Linked DNA regions of Homo sapiens: region 1 is linked to region 2. A link is an interaction called in ENCODE POLR2A ChIA-PET data of the cell type or tissue named here. Cell type or tissue: Caco-2. All regions are shown on one strand. Each heading gives the region's core, and the rest is flanking DNA. Links, peaks and the distances in the headings are about the cores only. Region 1 has its middle 7.9 kb from the start of FGF4. Region 2 overlaps LOC107984368 (a long non-coding RNA gene).

Region 1 (15,018 bases), core at 9,894-14,893, 51 kb after region 2:
TGTCGTCCTGATGCTGGGACCCACCCGAGGCATTGAGGAGCACTTGTCCAGAGACTGGCTTCCCAAGGTGGGAATGTGGAGGGGGGCAGCCCAGAGCGAGGCGTAAGACAGTAAAACCACCTAAGCACTTCATCTTCCAGGCAGTAAGGACACACACCTGAGTCACTTGGCAATATGCTATCTTTGGACCATGGTGCCATCTCTTTAGTAGAATTTGAAGTGGCATCACTTTATCCATGGGAGTCCTTTCTGCTCGCTTTTTTTTTGTTTTTAGACGGATTCTTACTCTATTGCCCACGCTGGAATGCCGCAGTGTGATCTCGGCTCACAGCAACCTCCACCTCTAGGGTTCAAGTGATTCTCGTGCCCTCAGCCTCCCAAATAACTGGGACCACAGGCGCATGCCACCATGCTCAGCTAATTCTTGTATTTTTAGTAGAGACAGGGTTTCACTATGTTGGTCAGGCTGGTCTCGAACTCCTGACGTCAAGTAATCTGCCCACCTTGGCCTCCCAAAGCGTGGGGATGACAGGCGTGAGCCACCACACCCGGCTCTGCTTGCTTTTTTTCAAAAAAGTTTCCTCCAGCTGAGTGCGGCAGCTCACGCCTGTCATCCTAGCACTTTGGGAGGCTGAGACTGGCGGATCACCTGAGGTCAGGAGTTCGAGACCAGACTGGCTAACATGGTGAAACCCCTTTTCTACTAAAAATACAAAAAATTAGCCGGGTGTGATGGCAGATGCCTGTAATCCCAGCTACTAGGGAGGCTGAGGCAGGAGAATCGCTTGAATCCGGGAGGTGGAGGTTGCAGTGAGCCGAGATTGTGCCATTGCAGTCCAGCTTGGGCAACAAGATCAACACTCCATCTCAAAAAAAAAAAAAAAGTTTCCTCAGTTATTATGTGTATATTCTATTAAAGGACCCCCCCCGCCCACCCCAATTTAGGTGAGCAAAGCCAGCAGCCATCTGGTCCTGGAAATCAAGGGGAGGTGAACTCATTTATCCGGGAGCTGCAGCCTCCCAGAGAATTCGGCTGCAGTGAGGGGCTCCTGGGTTCCCACATTTCCAAGTAGACTTCATGGAGTGACCCACCGTGGGGCCGGGGGACTGGCCACTGCTCCTCATTGACTTAGGCACTCCCACCACCTCCTGCGACTAGCCCTGTGATTTCATGAAAAACGTAAGCACGTCTGTGAAACTGAGAAGCCACAGGCACCTCGGAGGGCCAGCCAGGTTTTATTTTGGTGTCCGCCCCGTGTTTGCCCGTCGGAATTTCAGCTGAGCCCTCCTCGAAGCTGCAGATGCCAGGGGCCGTATTTAACTTGAATGGGCTGCTAGGAAGAAGTGCGGGCCTGGCCTGACCTGGTTCTCAGGGAACGACCCCTGGGCCTGCAGCAGCTATTTTAAAGGAGGCTGCCATTTGGTCTTCGCCAAAATAGTTGAAAGAAGACCCCAGAATAGCAGGCTGGGTCTGCCCCGGCTTAGAAGCCGCATCTCAGGCTTAGAGGCAGGCGCGTGGGATGTCAGGGAGCAGGCGGCAGAGGCAGAAAAAAGCCTCTTGTCACTGAGGCCGGAGGCCCAGGAATGGCCCTTGGCTGCCTGCGAGGACCCTGCATCCCTGGCCTCAAAGAGGCGGGAAGCCCCGCAGGCTGATGGAGAGAGGCAGGACTGGCTTGGGAGAGCAGACCAGAATAGATGCCTGCTCTTTTAGGCGTGAGTTCACCTAACATCAGCCGCCACCTCACTGCCCTAAGATGTGAGTGAGTGCTAAGATTTCCCACAAATGAGAAGACTGAGGGTCAGAATCTGCCCAAGGTCTCACCCAGAGTGAGGGAGAGCCAGGCGGTCCTTACAGGCCTTGGAGGCTGCAATGAACCCGTGAACTCCCCCCATGCAACGGCAGCAATCATGATGACCATGGCAGGTGGGGAAATAATAATTTACTAACACGAGTGACTCCCCCTGCTGTTCCCTGAGCCCTGGAGCGGGGATAGGAGAGGGGGTGAGGGAGCCCTTACTCCACCAGGCAGGGCTCAGCTTGGCCTCCCCACAATAGATGAGTGCACAGTGCAGAGAGTACTTTTTATCCAGCGTGGTCCCTAAGGGCAAGCTGCCTGCTTCATCCCATCCAGAAAAATAGCCAACCCTGGAGGGCAAAATGCCTCTGGGACCTGCTGGGAATTGGCTTCTGGAAGGAATTTTCCAGGACACTGACTCAGTGAGGTCTTCCTTTGCCCACGCTGACTTTAAGACACCACTTGGTACCTGTCACGTATGCTTGGGGAAGTCACCTCCTCTCTGGGCCTCAGTTTCTTTACTGGTGAACTGAGATGGATCATCCCCGCCCACCTCTTGGGGTTCGTGAGTGAATGGGAAACGGGGCTCCCACTGGCAGGCTGATGGGGGGCATGTGTCCAAGGACTGGGCCGTCTTCCCTGCACCCTCGCCCTCTACCCAGCATTGCTGGATCCTGCTGCTATCCGCCCCATCCTGTGGGCCCCTCAGGGTCAAATGCAGTCCTTTACGCCACCAGCCTCGGAGACAGAACATCAGCCTTTTCATGCACAGCTGATCACTGGGTGAATCGAGGCCCTAGTGCTGCAGGTGTCCAGGCACAGGTGAGTTCCCCGAGCCCTCCTGGTGCGCTCCGAGAGCATGAGCTGGCCATGCAGGCTGCTCTCGGGCTCAGGGTGCGTGGTGGTGAGAGTGGAACAGGTCAGGTGGCCCCAGTCCTGCTTGCCTGGAACTGTGCAGGGGTGCACCCCTCGTCCCAGGGTAATAGTGAGGGGCACTTCCTTTCTTTCTGAAAAGGCCCAGTTTGGACTGTCCTGTGATCACCTTGTGATAGGCGACTGGACTTGAGAAGTCAGGCAAAGCTTCCCAGAAAGGTCAAGGTTGAGCTGAGGTCTGATGGGCACATAGGGGAAGGAATAGTTCTCCAAAGAGTCTCTGCTCCATCCCAAGGCCACACCCGCAGCTGGAGCCCCCACTTCCTCCTGCCTGGTGAATGGGAGGAACAGAGCACCCAGCCACGGTTCCCTTTCCCCACCTTCCCTTTCACAGGCTCTTTCTCCCACTTTACAAAAGAAAGGAGTGCTCCTTAGGTGCTAGAGCCTCAGGGCACCAAACAAAGCTGCAATGTGGACCAGGAGCCGACACTCCTTCCAGCTCTCTCAGGCCTGGAAGCAGCCCAGGGAGGGTGCAGGGTGGCGGCAGAAGTGGCCACCCATTTGGCCTGCCCTGGAGAGCTCCTAACAGATGCCTTGGGAGTGGAGGGCCAGGGACCTGCCTATTTCTTTCAGTGACCTGTGCCTCCCAAACCCATGCCCTTGACAAAGATGCATTAGAGCAGAGATGTCCAATCTTTTTTTTTAACTTTATTTATTTATTTACTTGTTTGTTTATTTTTGAGATGAAGTTTTGCTCTTTTTGCCCTGGCCGGAGTGCAATGGCGTGATCTCAGCTCACTGCAACCTCCGCCTCCCGGGTTCAAGCGATTCTCCTGCCTCAGCCTGCCGAGTACTTGGGATTACAGGCATGTGCCATCACCCCCGGCTAATTTTGTATTTTCAATAAAGACTGGGTTTCTCCATGTTGGTCAGGCTGTCCTTGAACTCCAGACCTCAGGTGTTCCGCCTGCCTGGGCCTCCCAAAGTGCTGGGATTACAGGTGTGAGCCTATTTATTTATTTTTCGAGACAGAGTTTCGTTCTTGTCGCCCAGGCTGGAGTGCAATGGCACGATCTCAGCTCACTGAAACCTCTGCTTCCTGGGTTCAAGCGATTCTCCCTGCCTCAGCCTCCTGAGTAACTGGGATTACAGGCACTTGCCACCACACCCAGCTAAGTTTTGTATTTTTAGTAAAGACAGGGTTTCACCATGTTGCCCAGGCTAGTTTCGAACTCCTGACCTCAGGTGATCCGCCCACCTCCCAAAGTGCTGGGATTACAGACGTGAGCCACCAATCCCGGCTGGGTGTCCAATCTTTTGGATTCCCTGGGCCACACTGGAAGAAGAATTGGCTTGGGCCACACATCAAATGCACTAACAACAATGATAACTGATAAACTAAAAAAAAAAAAAAATTGCAAAAAGATAATCTCAAAATGTTTTAAGAAAGTTTATGAATTTGTGTTGGGCCACATTCAAAGCCGTCCTGGGCTACTTGTGGTCTCAAGGCCACAGTTTGGAGAGAGAGGCCCAGGAAAGGAGGCAAAAATCCTGGTGAGCCTAGAAGTCGCCAGGTGCCCAGCTCCAGGCAGGGATCTGGCCTTTTCTCTTCATGTCTGCATCTCCTCCTACTTCATAGAGTCAGAAATCAGAAGCAGGGGGTATACTCTGGAGACGCAGATTAACTCACTTGTTTGAATTGGAAAATACAATCCGAGGTCTTCCAATGGTAAGTGGCACATGGCTGTCACTGAGAAAACTGGCTTTACTGATTCTGTGGCTATACGGGGAAAGCTGTCTAAGTGTTGCCTAGGTTGTGTCTGCAGCTGCAAGGTTCGGAAAGAAATAGATATAAACCCGCAATGCATTGGAAGCTTTGTATCACTATAGTACTGGCGAAGCCATGTTGAAATTAGCAACAGTTTCATTCCCAGTCTTCCCCATTTTCATTATATCAGGTTTAATAAGTCTCCTCCAAGTAAAAAAGTAACTGGTATAATTAATTGTTCTTGGCAAAAAAGACCTTTGGGCTGGGCATGGTGGCTCACGCCTGTAATCCCAGCATTTTGGGAGTCCGAGGCTGGTGGATCACAAGGTCAGGATTTCGAGACTGGCCTGGCCAAGATGGTGAAACCCTATCTCTATAAAACTACAAAAATTAGCTGTGCAGGGTTGCAGGTGCCTGTAATCCCAGCTACTTGGGAGGCTGAGGCAGGAGAATCCCTTGAACCTGGGCGGCAGAGGTTGCAGTGAGCTGAGATTGCACCACTGCACTCCAGCCTGGGTGACAGAGTGAGACTCTGTCTCAAAGCAAACAAACAAGCAAACAAACAAATAAAACCTTTGGATAAAATTTCCCGAAGTTGAGAAAGTGCAGCTCCAATGACTGGTGAGTCTTTGCTATCAAGGAATTAAGAGAGGAGCTGCCGACCAGCCTGGGCAACACAGTGAGATCCCAACTCTACCAAAAACAAAAAAAATTTAGCTGGGCATAGTGGCACATGCCTATAGTCCCAGCTTCTTGGGAGGCTGAGGTGGGAGGATTGCTTGAGCCAGGGAAGTTGAGGCTGAAGTGAGGGGAGATTGTGCCACCGTACTCCAGCCTGGGTTCGGAGGGAGACCCTGTCTCAAAGAATTAAAAAAAAAAAAAAAGAGCTGTTGATGGTGTCAGCAGATCAAGCAGGAGACACCATTTTTTATATAAACCAGGTGATTGAGTGTATACCTTGGCGAGTGTTCAAATCCTTGAGTGACATCACCATAACGAAACTTCAATTCTGTGTCTTCCACCTGAGGACAAGGCTTCTTGGCTTTGCCATCAACAGAAATAGAAAATGGGAATGAAATTGAGGCCAAACGCCATATTATTCTAGCAATAAGTAGTGGTCATATGAAATTTTTTTTTAAAGCCCTGTCCTAGGTCACATTAAAAGATTCATTTCGGCCAGGTGCGGTGGCTCACGCCTGTAATCCCAGCACTTTGGGAGGCCGAGGCAGGCGGATCACGAGGTCAGGAGATCAAGACATCCTGGCTAACATGGTGAAACCCCGTCTCTACTAAAAATACGAAAAATTAGCCAGGTGTGGTGGCGGGTGCTTGTAGTCCCAGCTCCTCGGGAGGCTGAGGCAGGAGAATGGCGTGAACCTGGGAGGCAGAGCTTGCAGTGAGCCGAGATCGCACCACTGCACTCCATCCTGGGCGACAGTGAGACTCCATCTCAGGAAAAAAAAAAAAGATTCATTTCTACCAGAATTTTATTTGTGCTCTTTACTTATCAATTATGTGATATTACATTCATGGCATTTTGATTAACTATGTATTAGTAAAAGTTGTTTAAAGTAAAATCCAGAACAAAACCATTTAATGCTAACAGTCATAAGAAATTCATTTGTTTGTTTGTTTGTTTTGAGATTAAGTCTCGCTCTGTCACCCAAGCTGGAGTGCAGTGGTGCGATCTCGGCTCACTGCAACCTCCGCCTCCTGGGTTCAAGCGATTCTCCTGCCTCAGCCTCTGAGTAGCTGGGATTACAGGGGCACACCACCATGACTGGCTAATTTTTATATTTTTAGTAGAGACAGGGTTTCACCATGTTGGCCAGGCTGGTCTTGAACTCCTGACCTCAGGCAATCTGCCTGCCTTGGCCTCCCAAAGTGCTGGGATTACAGGCATGAGCCACTGCGCCCAGCCTAGGAAATTAGTTTTTTAAATATTTCATTTATTGCAGTGAATAATGATAGAGTGAACAGCCAGGTGCTGTGGCTCACGCCTGTAGTCCCAGCACTTTGGGAGGCCGAGGCGGGTGGATCACTTGAGGTCAGAAGTTCGAGATCAGCCTGGCCAACATGGTGAAACCCCATCTCTACTAAAAATACAAAAATTAGCCCCGCGTGTTGGTGCAAGTCTGTAATCCCAGTTACTCGGGAGGCTGAGGCAGGAGAATCACTTGAACCTGGAAGCCAGAGGTTGCAGTGAGCCGAGATCGTGCCACTGCACTCCAGCCTAGGCCACAGAGCAAAACTCCATCTCAAAAAGAAAAAAGAAAAAAAAAAGAATAATAATAAAATGATCAATGAAAGACTTTCGAGGTTAAAATACAAAGATAATGGGTGAGGGTTTATAATATTTGTCTGCTGGAGTAAAGCTTATTCATGTATTTTTTCTAAAATAAAAGATGGCAGCTGTCAAACTGGTATTGTTATAGACTCCACTGGACACATTTTTAAAAGTAACAGAAGAGGCTGGGCGTGGTGGCTTACGCCAGTAATCCCAACATTTTGGGAGGCCAAGGCGGGTGGATCACTTGAGGCCAGGAGTTCGAGACAAGCCTGACCAACATGGCGAAACCCTCTCTCTACTAAAAGTACAAAAATTAGCCAGACGTGGTGGTGCACACCTGTGATCCCAGCCACTCAGGAGGCTGAGGCAGGAGAATTGCTTGAATCTGAAAGGCGGAGGTTGCAGTGAGCCAAGATCACAGCCCTGCACTCCAGCCTGGGGGGGCACAGTAAAACTGTGTCTCCCCCAAAAGTCAATTAATAAATTAATTAGAAGTAACAGAAGGCCCAGCGCAGTGACTCATGCCTGTAATCCCAGCACTTTGGGAAGACGAGGTGGAGGATCGCTTGTATCCAGGAGTTCCACGCTAGCCTGGGCAACACAGTGAGACACCATCTCTACAAAAAACAAAAAGAAATTAGCCAGGCATGGTGGCGTGCACCTGCAGCCCCAGCTGCTTGGGAGACTGAGGTGGGAGGAACCCTTGAGCCCAGGAGTTTGAGGCTTCAGTGAGCGATGATTGCCTCACTGCACTCCAGCCTGTAACAGAGTGGGACCCTGTCTCAAAAGAAAAAAAAAAAAAAAACCAAGAACAAGAACAACAAAAAAGAGTAAGAGTATTTTAAATCATTCATAGTTAAAATGTACCAGAGATTATCCTTATCCCTCTGAGCCCTTGTCCCTGCTGAAGTCCTCTCATCTGATCTCCTATCTTCTTGGACAAAGAAACACACATATGTCCCAAGAATCAAGTAATGCTTTTCAGACCAAGGTCAATCTAAATCCAAATTTGAGTGAAGGGGTGGGTGCATCCTGCCTTCAGTGATCCAGATTTACAAACCCACATGTTATAACACCAAGTTCAGAACTACCCGAGAGCAAAGGAGACGTGACTTCTGTGTGAACAAGGGACTCCTCCCTGATAGGGGAGGGTGGGCCCCAAAGCTTCATTCTAGTTTTTGTCCTATGATCACTTGAGCATCCCTCTCAATCCCAATGGCAAGACTCCAGAATGTTCCCATCCAGGTGCCACCATAGACACCTTTCTTAGGGTCCCCCCTAGATCTAGTCCTCAGGCAACACCTCTTCCAGGGGGTGGGATGGAACCTGGCTTTGCTGTCCTGGAGGGAGACAGGGGGAAAGAGAAGGAACCCGCCTGAGGCATGGATGTCTCACACAGCCAGGGCCGGGTGGTCAGGCCTTCCCCAGGCCTCGAGTCCATCCAGGGAGAGGGAGGGGGGAGGGAGGGTACAGTTGCCAAGACTGACTTTGAATAGAACTTTTCTTCCACCTCCTCCCTACCAGGATGCTTCCCTTGAGGGGCCTGTGGTCTGAAATCTGGAGAATGGGGAGCCTCTCTGCTTCCCCACTGGTATTTCCCATCTTCTCTCATGGAGACAGGTGGAATCCCATGCCCAGTGGTGGTGTCAGGGAGGAAAGTGGGCTTCTCTTCCATGTTGCTGGGAGACCCTGAGGAGGAGGGAAGGGAAGAAGCAAGTGGGGAGGAGGCACAACCCCACCACCCTGAGGGTCAGCCCACCAGGCCTGTGGGGTGCTCCTTCTGCTGGGGAAGGTTGTGACCTCAAGGATTCCCTGGCATGCCCCATGGGGTGAGCTGAGCCCATGGCACCCTGGCTTTCAGCACCCCTCAAAGGGAGCTGAAACCCTTCCTGGGTCCACAAAGTCCTGCCCATCCCTCTGACCTCATGCACCCACCCAGCTTCCACACACTGGCTTCCTGAAGCTCCCACTCTTCCACCTTGGCTGGCTCCTACTCACCCTTTCTTTAGGTCTCGGCTGAAATGACCCTGTCCCTAGATCCCATGACTCTCCTGAGCAGGCACTCCATAAAGGCTCACTCAGCTGACGGGGTGCCAGACCCCTGAGCGGGAAAGGTGGGTCCTTAGGTAACATGGAGGAGCCCTTTCCTTCTTGGCCTTCCACTGGCTTCTGTGCAAGGAATGGGTCACTTTAGCAGCCCTTAGGTGAGTCCCTTCTGGCTCTGACCATTTTTTATTTGAAATATTAAAGAGACTGCCGGGAGTTGGAGGCTTGGTGGTCTGTTTTGTGATCCTCCAAATGAACAAATCAACTGGGGTTATGATATCAATTCATGGAGCTTAAGCCCCACTCTGATGCTGACAGAAGAGTTCACCTGCACAGTTTGAGCCCCTGACATCCCTCTGAGGCAGACAAGGTCCAGACCACCAGCTCCATTTTGCTGCAGGGGAAACTGAGGCAGACAGCAGCATGGTCAGGGGCCTGACTTTGGCGTACACAGCAGGAGTTTGAGTTTTGGCTTAGCTCTTTGCTAGTTCCATGACCTTGAGTGAGCTGCTCAGAGGCTTTGAGTCTGGGTTAATTCTTCTGTAAAATGGTGATGACCAGCAGGGCCACACCCTGCAGGGCTGGGTGAGAAGAAAAGACGATCAGCCTTGCAAAGCAGCCCCACCCTGCACCAAACCCGCTCCTGCCAGCACCTAATGAACGTGGCAGCGATGACTTTTATCTGGAGAGGTACTGGCGATCCTGCCAGCTCACAGCCCGTGGATAAGACACCGGGCACTTTACATGTCTAATTCTTCTAATTCCCTAGCAAGCAATGAAGGCAGACATCGGGTCCTGAGAGGCTCAGCAAATCACCCACATTCCCTCAGTGGTGAGAGACGCCAGGACCTGGCTCCCTAGCCCTGCACTCAAGCTGGGTAGTCACACCACTCAGCCAGCGATGGCTGTGGGCACACATCACCGTGTGCCTGCCCGTTCTAAGGGCTGAACGCACATTCTCTCATGTAACTATTCCAGAAGCCCTCTGAGGTGAGAACGCTGATTTTCCACATTTTACAGATGAGGAAACTGAGGCATGGCTTGTCTTCCATCTTCCCAGGGTTGAGTATCTGATATGTGCAAAAGATCTGCACGCGTGTGCACAGGGAGGCAGGTGGTTTTATTGATTCGCAGTCATTGAAACCGCCCCCAAAGCCTGTCGCCCAGACCTGGCTGGGCCACCTTCAGAGTAGAAGAGAAACAGGGCAGAATAACGGGAGAGGGGAAACTCTCCTGGACGCAGAACTGGGTAAGACATCGCTATAAGCCAAGGAGTGACCTGCTGTCTCTTTAATGCCCCAGGATCAAGGTAACTTGAAAACAACAACAACAACAACAAAAAACAAACAAACAAACAACAACAAAAAAAAAAACATGGAAAACAGTATGGCAGTTTCTCAAAAACTTAAACATAGAATTATCACCTCATCCAGCAATTCCATTTCTGGGCATATTCCCACAAGAAATGAAAGCAGGAACTCAAACAGATATTTGCACACCGAGGTTCACAGCAGCATCGTCCACAGTAGCCAAAAGGTGGGAGCAGCTCAGGGACCGCTGACAGATAAGTAAATAAATAAAACGTGGCCCATCCATACCTGGAATATTATTCAGCCTCTAAAAAAGAAAAAAAGAAAGCAAACTCCCACACATGCTACATCGTGGATGAATCTTGATGATGTTATGCTAAGTGAAATCAGCCAGATACAAAAAGGACAAACATTGTGTGATTCCACTCATGAGGTCCCTAAGTAGTCAAATTCGTAGACACAGAAAGCGAAGATGGTGGGTGCCGGGGCTGGGGGAGCCGAATGGGGAGCAAGTGTTTAATGGGCAGGGAGTTTCAGTTTGGGAAGATGAAAACCATCTGGAGATGGATGGTGGTGATGGTTGCACTAGAATGTGAGTGTCCTTAATGCCACTTACCCGTGCACTTAACAATGGCTAAAATGAGAGAGGCTGTGAGTGTGTGGGGACAGAGGGTGTAAGGGAACTCTCTGTACCTTCCTCTCCATTTTGCTGTGAACTTAAAACTGCTCTGAAAAAAGTCTTTTAAAAAATAGTTAACATCAGGCCAGACACGGTGGCTCATGCCTGTAATCCTAGCACTTTGGGAGGCCGAGGTGGGTGGATCACGAGGTCAGGAGACCGAGACCATCCTGGCTAACACGGTAAAACCCCATCTCTACTAAAAATACAAAAAAAAAAAAAAAATTAGCCGGGCGTGGTGGCGGGCGCTTGTAGTCCCAGCTACTCAGGAGGCTGAGGCAGGAGAATGGCGTGAACCTGGGAGGCGGAGCTTGCAGTGAGCCACGATCGCGCCACTGCACTCCAGCCTGGGTGACAGAGCAAGACTCCACCTCAAAAAAAAAATAGGTTAACATCAATTTTATGTTATGTATCATGTATATTTTACCACCTTTTTTTTTCTTTTTTGAGACGGAGACTCGCTCTGTAGCGCCCAGGCTGGAGTGCACTGGCGCGATCTCAGCTCACTGCAACCTCCACCTCCCAGGTTCAAGCGATTCTCCTGCCTCAGCCTCCTGAGTAGCTGGGATTACAGGCATGCACCACTACGCCCAGCTAATTTTGTATTTTTAGTAGAAATGGGGTTTCACAATGTTGGCCAGGCTGGTCTCGAACTCCTGACCTCAAGTGATCTGCCTGCCTCGGCCTCCCAAAGTGCTGGGATTACAGGGGTGAGCCACCGCACCCAATTAACACCATTTTTTAAAAAGCTAAAAAAAAAAATTGGCTCAATCTCCCCTTATTCTGAAGGTCCTAAAGAAAAACATGCCACTTGCTTTGGGGTGCTTCGGCTCAGTGTAGACCAGTCTATCCCACCGGCCTTATCATCCTCCTGGACTTTTGCAGAAAGACATCATTGTGAGGGTGTCTTGCTGAAGCCAAGAAAGGGAAGTTGAATTGAGAAAGCAGTTGAGCTATTTACAAAGTTTACACAGCCTGGGCCCTTGCCCCGGGCTGAGCTCAGTCATTTTGCCCTGAGGACTATAAGTGGACTATTATGCAGCACTTTCTTTTTTATTATTATTACTATTAAGCCAAGTAAGTTCTTAACAGCTAACACCTGAGCTGGTGGCTCTGAGAAGCCTCTTCACTCCTTCACGGGAGACGGGACCATTCACATGAAGATCCTACATTGTTGTTTTTTTTTTTTTGGAGGTCGAAAAAGGTCACTGTTAGGAGGCTTTCTGGGCCTTTGCTCCTCTCCCTCAATTTATTACCCCTCCAGTGGCTGATGACGTACAGGGAGACTTCCACCCGATAATGACATGGCTTTGTTTATTTCACAAATTCCCAGCATTTACTGTTAATCAGACCCAGTTTGAACCACCCCCAAGGGGCTTGCAGTCTAAACAGCTCACTTTGCTCAGCCTCTTCCTGAGGTCAGGCACTGTCTTGCTAAGGCCGACATCAGCTCATGCCCATTTTACAGATGGGGAAACTGAGAATGCTAAGAAGTGAAATAGCGTAAGGTTATACAACTAACAGGGAGACAGCCTAAACTTGAACCCAACCGGAAGCCCAACATGGCCCCAAGCCTTCCTCGAACCCCAGGACTTGGCAAAGCGGGCGTCCTGGGGTAAAGCATGGCAGAAGGGCTTTGGGTCCAAGCTAAGTGAGGGTCCTGTTTCTAGATCACCTGGCCAGGTGCAGTGGCTCATGCCTGTAATCCCAGCACTTTGGGAGGCTGAGGCGGGAGGATTGCTTGAGGTCAAAAGTTTGAGTCCAGCCCGGGCAATACAGCGAGACCTCGTCTCTACTAAAAAAGAAAACAAAAAATTAGCTGAGTGTGTAGTCCCAGCTACTCAGGAGACTGAGGCTGGAGGATTGCTTAAGCCTGGAAGTTTGAGGCTGTAGAGCTATGATAGAGCCACTGCACTTTAGCCTGGGCAATGGAGCAAGATACTATCTCAAAAAAAAAAAAAAAATTATATATAGGTCCCCTTGTCTCTCTGCTGAGAAGTAACCAGATCTGGAAAAGATTTAGTCACCTTGGTCCAACTATTTCTTTCACATAAAGAAAAAAAAAGGCAATGCAGACCTTCCCATAGGGGCAGCTCTGCCTGAGGCCTTTGCAGGTACCTCTGTTTGTCTGCCCCGGGGCACAGTGGCAGATTGGGCAGGGCAGCTTGCAGTGAGGATTGCTGATGGATGAGCTCCTAGTGTACCTAGCCAGCCATTTACTCACAAACAGCTATTGAGCACCTACTATGTGCCCAGCACTGGAGGTACAACTGGCAACAACACAAATCCGGGCTTGCTCCATGGAGATGACAATCTAAATGCGGTGGAGGGTCAGCTAACAAGTGCAGAAGGTTCTCTTAAGAGCTCAAAGAAGCTCCAACCAGAAGGACTGGGCAGGGGATCCAGAAGGCATCCCCGAGTGGCTACTCCAATGGAGTGGCTTCTCCATTCAGGCAAACCTGAATGGGATAAGTCATTGGCAGGAAGATCTGGGGCCGGGGGTCATCCAGTGGGAAGGGGAGAGATGACGCGGTCAGCATGGCGGGAACACAGGAGCAGAAAGGAAGCAGGTGGGAAGCCAGGTCAAGGGCCAGGGGCACGGAAAGGGGTCAGATGCAGATAAGTGAGTGCTTCCTGGTGCATCCTTCATCCGCAATTCTTCCTTACCTGTGCTTTTGTTGCCTCCATTGCACAGCTGAGGAGGCCAGGGCCTGCGGAGGTTGAGAGTGTGCTCAGGGAGCACCCGGAGCAAAGTGGAAGCCAGATTCCAGATCAGTTCTGCTGGGAATTCCCAGCTCCCAAAAGCCCTGCTGGCTGTCAGTCCCCAGTCACCACAAGCACCTATCCTGTGTGGGTGGGCCTGCAGTTCTGGGAGATATATCAGCTGCCTGCAGCGTCCTTTGCTGAACTCACAGCAAATAGGAGAGACAGGGAGGGGTCCTTGGGAAGCCCTAAATTGAGCTTGCTGTGGGAGTCCTGGGAAGAAAGGAGCCTCATCCTATCAAAAGCCGGGGGAAGACATCAGAGTCCCTCTGCTCAGGTCAGCTGGCACAGGTGGGTCTCCAGGCCTGGGTCTCACTTCCCCAGAGGGTGTGTTCGGTTGGCCCCAGGCTGAGGGAGGAAAGCCCACCTCCCATGTCATTTTGCAAATGGGGAGTCAGGGACCTAGAGATGGAAAGACAACACAGCAAGTGAGGGATGGGTTCTAGGTCCCCTGCACCCTGCACCCTGCACCCTGGCCAACGATGTCTATTTGGCACCAGATCTGCAGGCTCATCTGGGGGACCCCAGGACCCAGAGGCAGCCGGGTTGCATCTCGAAGCTGTGAGCTGCAGCCCAGGAAGGTCCAGGTCTGGGTGGCGCTGCCCAAGCAGGCTGCAGGCCCAAGGAGGAACAAAGATCCTCTCAAGGGGTGCGGAGCTGAGGTTCCGGTCCTGCCAAAGCCACTTGATGACCCCCAAGTGCCCCCCTTTCTGCACCTCAGAGAAGAGCCCTCAAGCCTCCCAGGTCCCCTCCAGGGGCACGAATAAGCCCCAGCAGGGTTCTGAAGGGGTCCCAGGAATCTCCCTGTGGGGATGCGGTGGAGGTGGAGGAGGCTGCGGTGGCCTGGGGACATCTCTGGTCACAGGTGCTGGTGGTATGAGAGATGGGGTAGGCACCAAGCCCCCTGCAGCTGTGGCTAGGCGGGCCTGCAGGAAGGGCCAGGCAGGCTCCTCAGGGACCACAAAGAACAGGGGTTTTCACACCTAGGTGGGCCTGCATCTAGCTAGGACAGTCCCCATCAGGCCATAATGGGCACAGTGGGAGGTAGAACCATGAGTGAGAGAGGGGAGGCTTCCAGAGGCCTGGCCTGGGTCCCTGCTAGATTGAGGGCTCTGGCTATGGTACATGGATATTTCTGCTGTGGAATCAAAGGAGCAGGGGATGCTGAATATCCCCTCTGGCCCTATGCCCTGCTACCTGTCCTTTCACGGAAGGGTGTGTGTGTAGGGGGTGCAGGACCAGGCCTCCCTGGGTGCATCTCTGCCACCTTGCCCTTTGGCTCAGGTGGACCTCCACCAGGTATTCAGAACTCCAGCCCAGAAACGCGCCAAGCCTGTGGGGCCAAGACCTAGGGGGTGGGGGTGGCCTCCCTCCCGCCTGTAGCCAAAGGGTCCTCCCTTGCCCAGCCAGGCCCCGGTGTCGCTTACTGCTCTTATCCACCCCTCCTTCCCAGGCCGGTCCTCAAGGCCCCAGCAAAGGAACCAAGTTCCCGT
Region 2 (15,943 bases), core at 5,264-10,263:
TTAGTTCATTAAGATATGGTAAAATGAAAGATTCAGTTCCTCAGTCACACCAGCCAAATTTCAAGTCCTCAATCACCACACACAGCCATGGTTATTGAACAGTGCTGACCTAGAGGCTCCCTACTTTTCCAGTTGGGTAAACTGAGGCCCAGAGAGGGGAAGTGTCTTGTCCAAGGCTCCGTATCAGGTTCTGCCTGACTGAAGACCAGATCACATATTTTGGCCCCTGGTCCCTGTTGTTATACCTCATGAATTCACAACTCAGCCTAACTCAGGCACTAAACACCCCCACGTCTGTCCAGTCTACAATCCGCTGAAGCCACGAGCCTTCCTGGGGTGGGGCAGTCGCGTGGGGTGGTGGGCAGTGCCCAGGCTTGGAGCCCGACAGCCGTGGCTGCTGGACAGCGGGTTCCTGAAGCCCCCAGTGATTCATTGTCCCCATCTGTGGAAGGGGATCCTCGTCCCTTCTCATATAGCCGAGCTGCCTGTGCTAGCGGCTGACAGCAGGGCCTCTGTGCCTTGGTTTCTCCATCTGTAAAAGGAAAACTGTGCCGACGAGGCTCGCGAGCCTCCTCTGCAGGGCCGTTGTGTGGGAGAGAATCACCGCCACAATTTGGGGGAGGAGACGGGCACCATGGGAGCCAGATGAGAGAATGCAGGTCTAATCGTCTCCCCACAAAACCCATGTCCCAGTCCCAACTCCCAGTACCTGGGAATGGGACCTTATTTGGAAGGAAGGGATTTGTGGATGTTATGAATTAAGATGAGGGCATGCTGGGGGAGGGCGGTCTCTGCTCCAGTGACCAGTGCCTATGGGAAGGAAAAATAGAGACACTGGCGTGCAAGGGGAAAAGGCCACGGGTAGACAGAGACAGAGATTGGAGTGATGCGGCCTAGAGCCAAGAAACCCCGTGGCCGGGCGCGGTGGCTCACGTCTGTAATCCCAGCACTTTGGGAGGTCGAGGCGGGCGGATCACGAGTTCAGGAGATTGAGACCATCCTGGCCAACAGGGTGAAACCCCATCTCTACTAAAAATACAAAAATTAGCTGGGTGCGGTAGCGCGTGCCTGTAATCCCAGCTACTAGGGAGGCTGAGGCAGGAGAATCGCTTGAACCAGGGAGTAGGATGTTGCAGTGAGCTGAGATTGCACCACTGCACTCCAGCGTGGGCGACAGAGCGAGACTCTATCTCAAAAAATAATAATAATAAAAAAAACCCTTGGAAATTTCTTGGAAGGAGTCTCCCCAGTGTGCGGCCCTGCTGGCACCCGAGTCTCAGACTTGCAGCCCCCAGCACAGTGGGTGGATGCATTTCTGCTGTTTTAGGCCCCTCACTTTGTGGGACTTAGTGACAGCAGCCCCAGGACAGTGAGACAAAATTGATCTGATTCTAATCTCCATCCCAGCAGGGCCGGCCGGAGAGCCCAGCCCAGTGGGCCGGACCCAGGGGTTCTCTCCGTTTCTCAAACCAAAGCCAGGAAGCGGGACTTGGGGCTGTAAACACCACTCAGCAGGGCTGTGGGGCCCTCGGCCGTGCCAGATCGGGCTTCCCCAGCCTGGGAAGAGGATGCGGTTCCGACCGCCACCCCGACCGCCCTCCCCTAACCGCGACCGCGTCGGCATCCTCCGCCTGCCGAGCTCACAATGCAGCTCCACTTGGCCCCTTGAAAGTAGCCGCCCGGGTTCCAATTAGTCGTCATTTAAGGGCCTTAAGTGATGTCCTCCCAGCCGCTCACAACACACACTCGGCCCCTCTGGAGCCTTTTCTCTACCCCAGCTTTGAAGATAAACGGTTTCTTGAAGACCGCAGCATCTTTTTAAAGCCAGAAAAATGGGGGTGGGAAGGCTGGAATGCAGAGTGCTCTGAGGTGGGAAGCAGTGGGCTCCACTGATCCCCCTCCTGCCCAGCAGCCCAGGGTGGGTGGCTGTGATGCTTTGGTGTGGATGCCAGCAAAAGGCTGACGGATGGGGGTGAGCCCACGGGTGGAGGACAGAGGTGTGAGAGCAGGCCTGAGTTCGAATCCTACACCCACTTCCTGCCCATGAGACTGAGCGTGTTGTTCAGCCGTCTGTGGCCAACTCCACCTCTGAACCTGGTGTTGGGGGATCCAGTGTGATCTCCCCACAGTCCAGATCATTGGAGCTGTGATCGTTAAATCTAAAGAACCCAGCCTGGAGGTGAGGGGTTGAGCCTCTTGGGTCTTATTGCCTGCTGTGTGAACTTTCCAAGTCTCCTGACCTCTCTGGGCCTCTGATGTCTACTATAAATAAGGAACCGGGTAAGGGGGTGAGGGAGAAAACTCCTGAGAAGGGAGGTGGGAGCAGCTGCAGGAGGCCCCAGCCCAGCTCAAGTGCCCCCTCACCCTTTGCTTTGCAGCAGGGCAGCAGCAGAACCCAGGCTCATGTCCTCAGGGATCCCAGCCCGCAGCTCGGACGCTTGTCTGGCTTTCTACTCTCCCAATCCCAGCCTGTAGGCCCAGGGCCTGGCACATTGCCGCCAGAAGGCGAAGCTGACTGGGCCGGGGGCCTGCAGGCAGCTTGGCCGAGAGAGCAGAGATCCTCTGTCAGAGAGGGAAGGGTGGCCCGGGTCCCCTCACACCCCAGAAGATCCAAAGTCCAAGAGAAGCAGATGTCCCCAGCACCGGAGGCCTGAGCCAACTGGCATCTGCTGGTGCGATGAGGCCCTCTCCCACTACTCTAAATGGGATGAGAGGCCCAGCCTGCAGCCACACGGGCCCACGGGGACCAAAGACTGATCTGCGTGCAGGGGAGCCAAGGGGTGTGGGTGAGGCATCGTGCAGCCAGGGCACCCCAGTCTCTTCTTTTTCAAGTTTTTTTTTTTTTTGACATGGAGTCTCGCTCTGTCGTCCAGGCTGGAGTGCAGTGGCATGATCTCAGCTCACTGCAACCTCAGCCTCCTGGGTTCAAGCGATTCTCCTGCCTCAGCATCCCTAGTAGCTGGGATTACAGGTGCACACCACCATGCCCGGCTAATTTTTGTATTTTTAGTAGAGACGGGGATTCACCATGTTGGCCAGGCTGGTCTCGAACTCCTGACCTCAGGTAATCCGCCCTCCTCATCCTCCCGAAGCGCTAGAATTGCAGGTATGAGCCACCGCACCCGGCCTCTTTCAAGTTTTCTAACCAAGGTCCACCTGTGACCCCTCCCCAACACCTGCTGCTCGCCCCTTACCCGAACAAGAGCAGGTGCCCGTGTCTCAGCCTGGCATTTAGTTGGCATTTGAAAATACTATTTGGTCAAATTTATTTTTACAGTTACATTTGAATTAGAGTAAGTAATGCTGGTCTTTACTGACGATGAAGGTTCAGAGTTGGCTTTCAAATAAATTTGAGTAAAAAATAGCAATGAATCCATGTATTCTTCGCAGATATTTTCTTACTGGCAAGATGTGTGCTGGGACGTTTTTAGCTGCCATGAGCTCTCTGGGGGAGCTCCTGCTGCAGCCCAGTAACTGGGGGTCCAGTGTTGCTCACTCTTGCTGGGACACCGAATCAATGAATGGCCCACACAGATACAGAGCTACAACTGATAACCTGGGCCGGTGGCTCAGCCTCTCTGCCCTTTGAGTTCCAGTCTACGTTGAGTTATTTGAATATTTAATACATGCTTGAGCAGTTCTAAAGATTTTATCATCACAAAAACCCATGAAGTAAGTGTGGTGGGGAAACTGAGGCACAGAGAGGTCACAGGACAGGTCAGGGTGAGGCCGGGGTGGGACTTCTGAAGCTCTGTGCCATGGTCACCTTGTCAAGGACTGTGCGGGTACTCATTCAGGGGGGCAAGGCCGCCTTCAAATCTTCCTTTCTGCACCGTGCACCAGCAGCTGGGACAGAAGTGTCCCCAGACTCTTCAAACCCGTTGTAAACAGTGCTGGTGGCTGCAGCATCCTTTGTAGGTTGGATCTGCTAGAATATCTGTTTGATTTCCCATCTGTAGGGACCGTTGCCTTAATCCCCTTCACGTCCTGAAGCTGCCAGCCCATCAGGAAGCATTTTCATACGCATTCGCTTAGCAGGGTGTGGAGTCATCCCTGTCTTGGTGCAAGGTCAGTTGCCCCATGGCCCGGGTCCCAGGAGCCTTGGTGCTTCAGGAGTTTCTGAGGCTCCGGGAAATGCCTAGACAGAATTACCCAGGGCCGACCAGGAGCTGGCCTGAGCCGCTGAGCTCCCGCCTGCCTTGTCACATGGAGGCCACAGCATTTCTTTACACGGGTCTGGTTACCCTCCGGACGTTCCAGCCTGCCCAGAGAAATGCCGTTTTTCTTTCAGGTGATGCATTCTGAGCATCAAAGCACAGGACAGGCGGGAATGCTGTCCCTCTGTCCCTGGATAATGGGCTGCCTTCACTCCCATGGCAAGCACCTGAGTAAGCCTGGAGAATCCGAAAGGAATTGTGAAGTGACACTTTTAGGAAACCCATTCATGGGGAAATGAGTTATTTTTGTTGTCAGACAATGGGGTCAGTCACTGCCCGCCCCATTCCTCCACGCTAATCACTCTGGTGTCTTATGCTGTGTGTCTGCTCCCCACCAGGACATGCCCCAGGTGATATATGCATGTCATCTTTTTTTATATAAAAATATGTGTATACTTTGTCTCCTGTTTATATATACAATGTCCACTGCTACTTTTTTCCCTTATCTTATCATGACCTCTTCCCCATCCAACACACAGTCTTCGTAATTGTCCTTAAAGCTGGGTGATAAGTAGTTCAGAGAGAGGTGGCAGAGCCTGGTGGTCAGGAACTCAGCTCCCTGCTGTCAATCCTGGCTCTGCCCCTCAGCTGCTGAGAATTGCAGGCAAGTTGCTCTGCCTCTCTGTGCCTTTGTTTTCTCATCTCTGAAATGGGGCTATTAAAAGTCCTTACCCCTGGGTTATAAGGATTAAATGAGTCAATATTTATAAAATGCCTAGAAGGATGTGCTGTGCATTGCATCCTCGTGACCTCAGTTCATGGCTGGGTGTGAAATGGGAACACAAAATATTGCTGAATGAATGAATGAGTGAATGAATGAATGGACGACACATGTTAGTGGAGGAGACGGGACGCGGCGGCTCACGCCTGTAATCCCAGTACTTTGGGAGGCTGAGGCAGGCGTTCTTTGAGAGGCTGCACTTTGGGAGGCTGAGGTTAGGAGTTCGAGACCAGCTTGGCCAAGATGGTGCAACCTATTCTCTACTAAAAATACAAAAATTAGCCAGGTGTGATGGTGCATGCCTGTAATCTCAGCTACTCGGGAGGCTGAGGCAGGAGAATCGCCTGAACCTGGGAGGTAGAGGTTACAGTGAGCTGAGGTCATGCCACTGCACTCCAGCCCGGGCAACAAGACCGAAGCTCCATCTCAAAAAAAAAGTTAGTGGAGGAGTTATGAGACTGTACTTTCGTCTCACAGATGGCCTAAGGCAGTAATTTCCATAGTTGGCAGACCACGGGCTTGCCTGGAGAATCTTGACAGACATTTGGATGCCACTGGAGCCTGGGGTGCTCATCATGAAGAAGGCAGGGTCCCTTGGTGCTCACACCATGCACCTTCTGAGGAGGTGGCCAGGCGGCAGCCTGGGGGAGCCCTACTGCAAGTGGGGTCTCCAGGTGGGCATCAGTGGCCCCAGGTGGGTCTAAGTGGCCTCCAGGTAGGTGTCAGTGGCTCCATGTGAACATCAGTGGTCCCCAAGTGGGCATCAGTGGCCTCCAGGTGGGTGTCAGTGGCCTCTATGTAGGTATCGGTGGCCCTAGGTGGGCGTCAGTGGCCCTGGGTGTGTGTAAGAGCCGCGGGGCTATCTGTCAGACTTCGGTCATACAGTGGACCTCCAGGGGCTTGAACACATTCTCCTGAGGCCACCTTGAGAGGGTGGCACCCTGCACAGCCATCCCAGTGGAAGATTTATAGACACAGATGCTCAACGGCTCTCAACGAACTCTCTTTTGGGAAGGAAAGTAGGTTCTGACATTTTTAGGGCATTTTTGCAAGAGGTTTGTGGTGAGGAAACTCCCCTCCTGGGGCATCTTCCCAGATGGACTGGCACCTCTGGGTACATGGGACTCCAGGGTGGGTCCCTGGGGCTCTGGCTTCTGTGGCTTTCCTGTTCTTTCCCCATTCCAGGGGCCAAAGATGGGGTTACATCCCGGGACAAAGATGGACAGTTCCAGTTCCAAGTCTGGGGTTCTGGCCCTTTTGAGGGCGTTTTGAGGTGGCATCCTCCTCCTCCTCCTCCTGAGCACTAGATGTCCTCTCTCAGGCTGCTCAGCTCCTTCAGAGCCCACTGCTCATCTAGGAGGGCCGGAAAATGACGCAGGGCTCGTGCAGCCCCCAGCTCGTGGTCCCAGGCAGAAAAGGATCCTGGGAAGCTGCAGCTGCTGTACATGGGGGGCTGGGGGAAAGGAAGAGAGGGAAAGGGGGAGACAGAAGGCAGGGAGAGGGAAAGGAAAGGGGGGGAAGATAATATGTTGGAGTGTATATGGGATCTGCCTCCTGCCCTCTCTGGCACTTTCCAAGTGCACACACATAAGAGAACAAGAATATTCAGTGCCACCCTAGTTTGCACTGATATTAAATAGAATCCATGCGGCAACCCCCACAGGAGTCACTGAATTAACTGGAGGACAGTGGAGTCCCACTTTAGCTGTGAAAGGGATGGAGCAGTGGCCTGGGCACTGTCGCACAAAGTGTCCACGACGTTCTGCTCCCGACAGAGCAAATGGCGGAGCAGCCTGTGTGTTAGATGCAGGTGTGTGCTTGCAACGCGTCGGGGAATGGGCTGAAGGAATCCACACTGGAAATTGTTAGGCCCTGCTAGCCTGCTACATAATGGCCTAATGTATAATATTTATTGTCCACCTCCCCACGCTGGAACTGAAGCCCCACGAGGCAGGGACTTTTGTCTGTTTTTTGTTGTTGTTGTTGATGTTTCCAAAGCGCCTAGGGCAGACCCTGGCATATAGTAGGTGCTTAAGAAACAGATAATGAGGCTGGGCGCAGTGACTCATGCCTGTAATCCCAGCACTTTGGGAGGCCGAGGTGGGTGGATCACCTGAGATCAGGAGTTTGAGACCACCCTGGCCAACATGGTAAAACCCTGTCTCTACTAAAAATACAAAAGTTAGCTGGATGTGGTGGCGGGCGCCTGTAATCCCGCTACTCAGGAGGCTGAGGCAGGAGAATTGCTTGAACCCAGGAGGTGGAGGCTGCAGTGAGATCACACCATTGCACTTTAGCCTGGGCGACAAGATTGAGACTCTGTCTCAAAAAAAAAAAAAAAAAAGAAAGAAAGAAGAAAAAAAGAAACAGTTTCTGAATAAATGGATTAACAGGATGTGCACTTTTCATGGTATATTTTCTGAATTGTTTGTATTTTCCACAGTGAACATAGATTACCCTTATATTTAAAAAAATGGCCTTGGGAAATAGAGAATTCATACAACTCTATGAATAAAACCTTCTAAATTGCATGCCTTCAACGGGTGAATTTCATGGTATGTAAATTACATTTCAACAAAGCTACCGTAAAAACAAAGAGACTTGCGTCTTGGCCTGGAGGAAAGCTCCCAGGTTTTGGCCCTAGGGAAGTGCCCCTGCATGCCCAGCACACGCTGGGCAAGGTGGGCACCCCAGACACTGGGCCGGGCACCAGGACTGAGCAGCAAGGACCCCATGTCTTTCTTTGCTGTAGTGCCAAGTTATGAAAACATGGCTCTGTCTCAATACAAGAAAGAGTGTATTGAAAAGCTCATCAGCAGCGGTAGAGGTGCAGCTGAGAAAATGTCAGTTTCACAAAAGCACCTGCCTAGCCAGTGGGCGGGGACCTTGCCGTGGGGCGAAGTCCAGGCCCAGTGGCCTGGGGCTTTCTCTTTGGCTTTTCCTGGGAGCTCCATTCTAGGGGACTCATGCTCTCCAAACTCCTTTGTCAGTCCCACACTCACAGTAGGGGCGGTAGGACGAGGCCTTGGACCCTCAGAAGAATTCTTTTCTAGTCCTGTTCTGGTTTGGCCAAAGCCTGAGGCCCCAGCACCCTGGAGACAGGTAGGTGCAGGCCCTGCAGGTCAGGCAGAGAAAGGGTTAAGGCTGCTGCAGTGGGGCTGGGGGAGCCATGGCTGTCAGTTTGCAGGCAGGTGTGGGACAGGGCCTAGGCAGGCTCTTTCCCTGGGTGACAGGCAGGCAAGATCAAAAGCTGTTGGGACAAAAGGGGCTGAGGTGAATTGTCCTGGCCAAAGGCAGGGCACTCTGGGACAGTGTGCAGCCCAGTCAGGCCTCAGACATGCACCCCAGAAGAACCCCCACCCTGACAGCAAGCACCATGTGGGGGTCAAAGGTCGGGGTGTTTGGCTTGGATTACGGTGCCTGCCTTTCACCCAGAGCAAGAAAGCCAGAGAGCAGGATAAGAACCTTCCGGATTGGAACTGCCAGGAAAGGCTCCTCTGTGAGCCACGGCTAATGAAAATGTCATTGTGGCTCAGAGACATTCTTTACATTTGTGTGCATGTCCCCAAGAGAGACACACGGCACCTCTAAATAACCCGGTAAGGAGATTCGCCAAGGAACAGCCAAGCCAGCGTTTTCCGCCAGCCTAATGACGGCCCCAATGAGTTCAGCCTTTGTTGTATAATCTGTTGCTAAAAGGATTTAAAATTCAAGAAAGAAAAATGTTAGGGCCAATTAGCTACGTTGTGCAGGCCTCGATGTCTATGTGGGCCCCAAGCTCCTCTCTTGAAGTCAAGTGGGGGCTTTGCTTAAGCCCGTCTGCCCATCAGACCCCAAGCTGGACCCAATTGATCTTTCAGAGTCAGATTTTGTTGTGTAACATGGCGTGGGAGAGAAGGTCTAGGAGCTCAGGGCAGGGGCCCCGAGAAATCCTTCCCAGTTCACTACTTACGCTACCGACACACAGGGAAAAGGAAGGCTTTTATTTCTCCCAAGATGTCAGTTTAAAATACATCTCCAGGCCGGGCGCGGTGGCTTAGGTCTGTAATCCCAACACTCTGAGGCCAAGACAGGAGGATTGCTTGAGCCCAGAAGTTCAAGATCAACCTGTGCAACATAGCAAGACCCCGTCTCTTAAAAACAATTTTAATTTAATTTAAAAAATAAATAAAATAAATCTCCAGGGTGGCCCCACATTGTTCTGGCATTTCTGCTCAGAGGTCTGTGCTGATGACGGCAAAACATGATGATGACGGCCATGGTGTCAAATTCCACTGGACATGAATCCAGCTGCACGGTCCCCACACTATGAGCCCTTGCCTGGGCTTCAGCCTTCACATCCGTTCCTGGGTAGAGCTGACGCCAGAGGAGAGAGAGATCACATACTGAGGACAGTCCTGGTCTCTTGTAGTCCTGTCTGGGCCTTGCAGTGAACACCCTGCACACCAACTGGCTTATTCGTCACCAAAGGAATCCCTATTTGCAGTAAAAATCAAGTCAATAGCAAAATTAGTACCAAAGGCTCAAAGAGAAAAGTTCTCCCTCTCACCTCTTTGTATCCTTACTTCCCAGAGGTGGTCATTCCTACCACTGCTTGCCTATCTTGCAGAAGGGCCCTGTGTATAAATCACATGTGTGGGCTGGGCACAGTGGCTTACACCTGTAATCCCAGAACTTTGGGAGGCTGAGGCGGGTGGATCACCTGGGGTAAGGAGTTCGAGACCAGCCTGACCAACATGGAGAAACCCATCCTCTACTAAAAATACAAAAATTATCTAGGCGTGGTGGTGCATGCCTGTAATCCCAGCTACTCGGGAGACTGAGGCAGAAGAACTGCTCTAATCTGGGAGGCGGAGGTTGCAGTGAGCAGAGATCATGCCACTGCACTCCAGCCTGGGCAACAGAGCTATACTCTGTCTAAAAAAAAAAAAATCACATGTGTGAATACCAACAACAGCAGCAAGCACTGATCTGGTGTGTCCTGCTCGCCGGACACTGTCCCAGCTCTTCACCCATATGGATTCATGTTGGCCTTCTGAGAGCACTGTGGCACGTTCCCATTTTACAGATGAGGACATCGAGGCCCAGAGAGGTTACTATGCCCAAGTCCTCACAGGTCATACATGGCAGAATCTGGATTCTAACCCAGCAACTCACACATGGGAGGGCACTCTGGTTGCTACCGTGTTGTTTCCCTTCCTGGCCACCCTGATCACGACTCCGGCTGTCTGCTGTCTCGAAAGCTTCACAGCGCACCCTTGTATGGCCACCAGTCTCTGACGGGAGGGTTCTTTCTGGTCTGAAATCCTGCTGAATGATGCTGCTTGTGCATATTTCTTTATAGACTCTGTAAGATAAAGTGTCAGAGTGTCAGGTGTGGCATTCCTCAAGCAAAAGGCATTGTGATGGACACTGTCATAGTCACGGCCCAGTGCCCCCTGTGATGATGGCCCTGGTTTGCACGTCCCCTCACCCCCATCTCTGCAGAGACAGGCTCAAGGCCCATTCTCGGTCTTTTTAGTTGCCCTGATGGTTTTATCTATTGGTTGAACTCGTTCAAGTTTGAGAAGTGCCTGGAATTAGCTCTGTGCTTCCGAGGAGTTCTTTCATGGGCGATTTTCTAGTCTATCATTTTTCTGGAGTTCACCAAATCAAATTTTGCAGAAAGCCTCCGGCATCCCTACTGAAAGGTCTCCAAGTGGGTCATGCCACCCTGCCAGGGGGTGAGAGGGGATGAGGCTGCTTGTCCCCGGCCACCCTCTCCCTCTTTGTCGGGATCTATGTAAGGACCTTTCTCTCTCCATGTTTTCACTCAAATGACGGACATTTTCAGGTCAGGGATGCCACAGAGGTTTCATGCAATTGTTCCTGAAGCATCTCAGGGACTCTGGGCCAAGCCCTGGGGAGGGGCCAGGAGGAAAGCAGACTCCGTCCACCTGCTCCAGAGCTCACAGCCGAGGGCTGGGGGTGGCCTCACAGACGCCTCTTGATGAGGAAGGTGACTGTGCAGTGCAGGAGGCTGAGGGAGCCGGGAGGAGGACCCTGGCCCAGCCAGGGCAAGGGGGTTTAAGGACCCCTCCAACCCCGAGGAGAGACTCTCTTAGCTGCATCTGGAAGGACAGGAGGAATCTAAACAAGCCAAAGGTTTGGAGGAGGAGAGGGAGCAGTAGCTGCAGGCAGTGGTAACAGTCCGTGCAGAGACCCCAGAGTGGGGAGGAGCCGGTGCTCACTGGGAATGTCCGGGTCACAGCAGCTGCTCAAGGCCAAGGGTGGGCCAGGAGGAGCTGAAGAGATGGACAGGGCCCAGACCATGCCCAAATCCAAGCAAAGAGCATGGGCTTCACCCCAGAGATGAGGGGCTGCAGCCCTGCCTCAGAAAACAGAAGGACGCAGCACACTCACGGTGACTCACCCCCATGTGGCTGGAGGCGAGGGAGCCTCCTGAGGCAGGGCCAGGGCAGCCGTCAGGTGGGTGACGGCAGGGGTCTTGCCATGGTGGGCACAGGGGCTGCATACAGCTTACTCAGTGACAATCGAGTCCCTGGTGCCAGCCTCTGGAAGTCTGGAAGTGAGCAATGTTTCCCATTAAGGAAAGTGTGTGGCCGGCCATGCCCCCCAACGTTGCACACTCACTGCCTTTGCAGGGTTGGGGCTTCCAGTCACAGGGTCCCATCCACGTACCAGCCCAGGTGGCTGCAGAAGGTCCCTCGCAGTCATGAAACCAAGGGAGGCTTGGGAAACCACATCTGAAGGGCATGGCTTTGATTTAGTGAGAGGGTGGGGCTGGGCTGGGCAAGGCCACCAGGTCTGAGTCAGAGCCAGAGGCAGGAAGCTGGTCCCCAGGCACTGCCCGCCGCCTCTGCGATGCAGTCCTCCTGGCCACCTGAGAACAGCCTGTAGAGAGGCAGTGGCGTCTTTCGGACTTCCTCGAGAGTCCCTGCAGCTTGGGCATTGATGGCCAGTCACCGGGGCTGCAGGACCCTGAGCTCACACAGGCCCGGCCGGGCCAGGCCAGGACTTGGCCCCAGAAAATCCCTCCCTGGAAATTTCTTGGGAGTTATCTCAGCTCTTCGGCCCCTTCCTCAGCTCAGGGAAACAGGTCAGAGCACGCTCAGTCCTGATGCTAGAAGTGGGGTGCACGCTCAGTCCTGGTGTTGGGACTGGGGTGCGCTACTCTGGGACTTGAGAAAAAGTCCTGCTTGTCCTTTAAACTTAGAATAGGGGTTGGGCACAGTGGCTCATGCTGGTTGTCCTAGTGCTTTGGGAGGCTGAGATGGGAGGATCGCTTGAGCTCAGGAGTTTGAGACCAGTCTGGGAAACATAGTGAGACCCCATCTCTACAAAAAATACAAAAATCAGCTGGATATGGTGGCACATGCCTGTAGTCTCAGCTACTTGGGAGGCTGAGGCAGGAGGATCACTTGAGCCTGGGAGGTGGAGGTTGTAGTGAGCCAAACTCTAGCCACTGCACTCCACCCTGGATGACAGAGTGAGACCCGGCCTCAAAAAAAATCCAGTAACTTGGAATTGATATCAGAGGCTGACAGCTGTAGGAGCGCTTATGCAGGGTAAGGAATAGAGCAGAAAATGGAATCTGGGTGGTCCTGGACCCATGTGCCACCACCCCCAAGATAGACCATGCATACCAGGGCCCATCAGTCCATCGATGCTGGCTCCTGTGATTGTATTTGTAGCACTCCTCAGCCTCCCCCAGTTGTAGGCGGCTGAATGAAGGCCCCAGCAGCGCAGCCCCTTTTTCCTAGCAGACACAGGAGCCTCAAAGCAGCACCGTGATGGTTTAAGGAGAACACAGAACATGCAGGTGTGGAGGAGGAACATCCTAGACTGGGAGTGGGTAGCCCGGCACTCCTCCCTCTATCCCCACCTCACCATCCCTGCCTCCTGCCCACTGTCCAAGTGTCCTGGCCACATCTCGCACAGGTCAGCACAGGGGAGAGGTAAACAAAGCCTGCCTGCCCTCTAGAGCAAGCTGCCCTGCCTGAGCTGCTGCTGACGAGAAACAGGCCTAGGTATCAGGGCAGCATGGAAGGAGCAAAGGCCAGGGAGGCCAGAGGAAGAGACTCGCTCTGCCTGGGGTGTGGGCCCCTCCAGGGGCCGGGGCCAGGTCTGCAGGAATGGCAGGAGCTTCTAGATGGAAAGGGTGAAAGGGCCCCCAGGTGGAGGGACTGGCCTGGGCAAAGGGTGGAGAGGGGTAGGGGGGTGCAAGGCAGGGACACAGGGTGATTGCTTGAGTGTGGGTTTGCCACCACAGCTCCCCATCAAAGCTGCCACAGCTCCCCATCAAGCCTGGCCTCGCCCAGCTGCAGTTGACTTCATGGTGGGAGGAGGTGGGGATGTGAATTTCTTCCCTTCCCTCCACCCCACCTCATCCACAGGACTGGGGGTGTACCTCATCATTTGCACTTGTTTTGGGCGGAACTGTGTCCCCCAAGATTTGTATGTTGGAACCCTACTCACTAGGACCTCAGAATGTGGCTGCAATTGGAGCTAGGGTCTTTCAAAGGCGATTAAAGTAAAGCGAGGTCTGTGGAATGGCCCCAGTCCAATCTGACTGGGGTCCTTATAAGAAGAGGTAATGAGGACACAGGCACACACAGAGGGACGAACCTGTGAGGACACAGGGAGAAGATGGCATCTACAAGCCCTGTTGGCTGCTCTGCCTGGAGCCCGATGCCAGGCACTGACAGGCACAGGCTGCCCTCGGTGTTGTGGGGAAGAAAAAGAGCAGCTGGAGGTGTCTGTCCCTGGGCCAGGGGGCCCTCTGCTCCCTCCTCTCCTCTACCCAGAGAGAATCCTCCTTTATGTCTCAGCTTGGGGCTCCAAAATAGCCAAGTAGCCAGGAAATAAGGCGAACATCCATCCATGGATGAAAAATAAACAGCATGTGGTCTGTGCACACGACGGAATGCCACTAGGGCAGAAAAGGGGAGGACACACTGGCACACGCCACACCGTGGATGAGCCTCAAAGTGCTGCGCAGGCCCCACTGCGGGGAGATGTGCCTTCCATCCCACCCCTGCCTGCGGGGGCTCCTAACTTTGCCAGAAGCAAAGTGCCAGCTTTGCCCCAGAGGGACTTAGAGGGGCAATGGTTTCCCTCTCCCCACTGCTCGGGTCCTGGGTCCCGTAGCCAGAAGGGGCATTCCAGTCTTCTCGCCTCATCTCCTGGCTGTGTGACCCCGGGCAAGTCACTTCACCTCTCTGAGCCTCCCTTTCTCATCTGTAATGTGGGGCTGATCAGGGCTGCTCCCAGAATTTCAGGGACCCATGGTCTCCCAGTGACACAGGCAGGCTGGGTCTCTCTCCCACTGCTCTTGGGGACAAGGATGGGGTAAGAGGATGGGGGGGCAGGCAACATAATTAGAGTGAGTTTGGGGCTGGGAGTCAGCATCACATCTGACAGTCCCTGGCCAGCCACCTGCGGCCACACCATAGGACCCTGTTCTCTGCCCTCTCTCCACCCCAGCTCTCTCTCCAGGGGAAGAGGCTAGGGGCAGACTCAGGTACCAGATAGGGCTGGGGGTGCTCTGGGGGACAGGGTCCCAGTGCAGAGGTTCGGGGGATGCTGGTAGGAGCACTTCTGCTGGGCCTGGGGTGTCCAGCCTGGGCTCTGGAAGAGACCAATTAGTCAAATGACTACAGTTGACCATTTGGAAGCAATTAACAGGGTCGCTATTAGCGCATGGTGCACCCCCCGCCTGGCTCCGAATGGGAGGGAGAGGGGCGAGGTTGCCATTATGTGGGTGCCTCTGCCCCACCCCACACACAAGACTTTGTGGCCCAGCCCCCTGCCCCTGCCGGGCAGATGTGGAGGAATCAGGTTCCCCTCCCTTGGCTGGGCCTGAGGGTCCCAGAGTCCCAGGGTGGGGGTCTGGGGGGCTTCCTGGGCTGGAAAGATCAACAGGTTTAGATGAGGAGGAAGAACTCAATAGGTGGGTGAGCAAGGGCCTGGAGGCGCAGCCCAGAAGATGTGGGAAGTGAACTAGAGGTCCACGCGGGTGGGTGAGCATCCCCAGGGTTCCCCCAACACTACGGCATTTGTCAGAGGGGCTGGGGCAGCTGGAGAAGGCAGCTTTGGGCTCCAGACCACTTCCCGTGACTGCAGGGTGGACCGCAGATGGAAGGACCGGGCTGAAGGCTGTCGCCAGCGACCGGAGGAGAGAGGAAAACTTGGCCCAGAGAGCTTGGCTGCCTCGGAAAAGTCATGCTTACCAGAACAGCAGACAGTGAGCCAGGGCCACCAGGAGGGACCTCAGGCAGGGCACCGGCTGTCCTGGTATAACTGCAAATTGCGCCCTCTTTCACTCTCAAAGGCAGCAGGGTTTGCGTCATAAACTGTGGTCCCCTGCGGCTGGAGCATGCCCTGCGCTGATGGGAGGCCAGAGGCTTTGCAGAGGTAATGCCACTCAGTTTCCGGCCCTACCTTTGGGGCATCACACACATGAGAAACCAGTATCTCAGGAGCGACACTACACAGCCAAGGCCTCGTGGCAGGAAGTGGCCGAACCATTCATTCATTTTAGGAGTATGCACTGAGTGGCTGGTGTGTCAGGTTCTCCCTAGGAGCTGGAAACCTCTTGCCCATCCCCTGAGCTTCCCTCCTATAGAGGGGTCACCTTTGGACTCCTGCTTCAGGGCAGCAGCCCCTGCCCTCATCTTGGGTTCTCGGGCACACGGCAACCTGGCAGTGGGCAGGGCTGGAGACCAGAGCCCGGGAGTTTCCCTGGGAACTGCTGGGGGCCCCAGGTGTAGAGCAGGAGGGGCATGGACACCCAGATTGCCTTGGTCAGATTTTTCTGGCTCCTCCCAGTCCTCCAGAGGGGGTCCTGCCAAGGAGGCAGCCGGAGCCTTGACAGGAAAGGGCATCGGAAGTCCCCTGGCCCCAGCAGGCTGCTCTTGCTCTCTCTCTCTTAAAACATTATTGTGTCCTCTCTCCTCTCTCTGTCAGACTGTGCCCCCTGACTGCACCCCTCTCTGAATTTCTT

Evidence for each region. ChIA-PET counts read pairs that join two places held together with the same protein. Peaks named below come from ENCODE experiments on the same cell type or tissue, not always from the same donor. Only the 100,000 strongest peaks of a DNase experiment are listed, where the experiment ranks them.
Region 1: POLR2A ChIA-PET joins it to region 2 with 8 read pairs; 3 of 35 experiments call an interaction of 5 or more read pairs at or near these places.

Annotation. Positions count from the first base shown.
Region 1 is chr11:69,775,776-69,790,793 of GRCh38, reverse strand. No RefSeq gene overlaps it. Among named protein-coding and RNA genes, the nearest start is that of FGF4, 7.9 kb to the right of the region's middle. RefSeq lists enhancers at 1-428, 860-1,404, 1,405-1,950, 8,054-8,589, 13,781-14,704 and 1 more and a promoter at 14,452-15,018. In Caco-2, for the core only: no CTCF peak of the experiment used is centred there; no DNase peak of the experiment used is centred there.
Region 2 is chr11:69,821,065-69,837,007 of GRCh38, reverse strand. It overlaps LOC107984368 (a long non-coding RNA gene), which reads right to left. Exons shown (of 3, transcript XR_001748071.2): 2 at 10,096-10,285; 3 at 8,901-9,414. Among named protein-coding and RNA genes, the nearest start is that of FGF3, 9.6 kb to the right of the region's middle. RefSeq lists enhancers at 1-670, 1,478-2,283, 4,094-4,685, 10,693-11,373, 11,374-12,054 and a promoter at 11,429-11,870. In Caco-2, for the core only: no CTCF peak of the experiment used is centred there; a DNase peak (open chromatin) is centred at 8,197.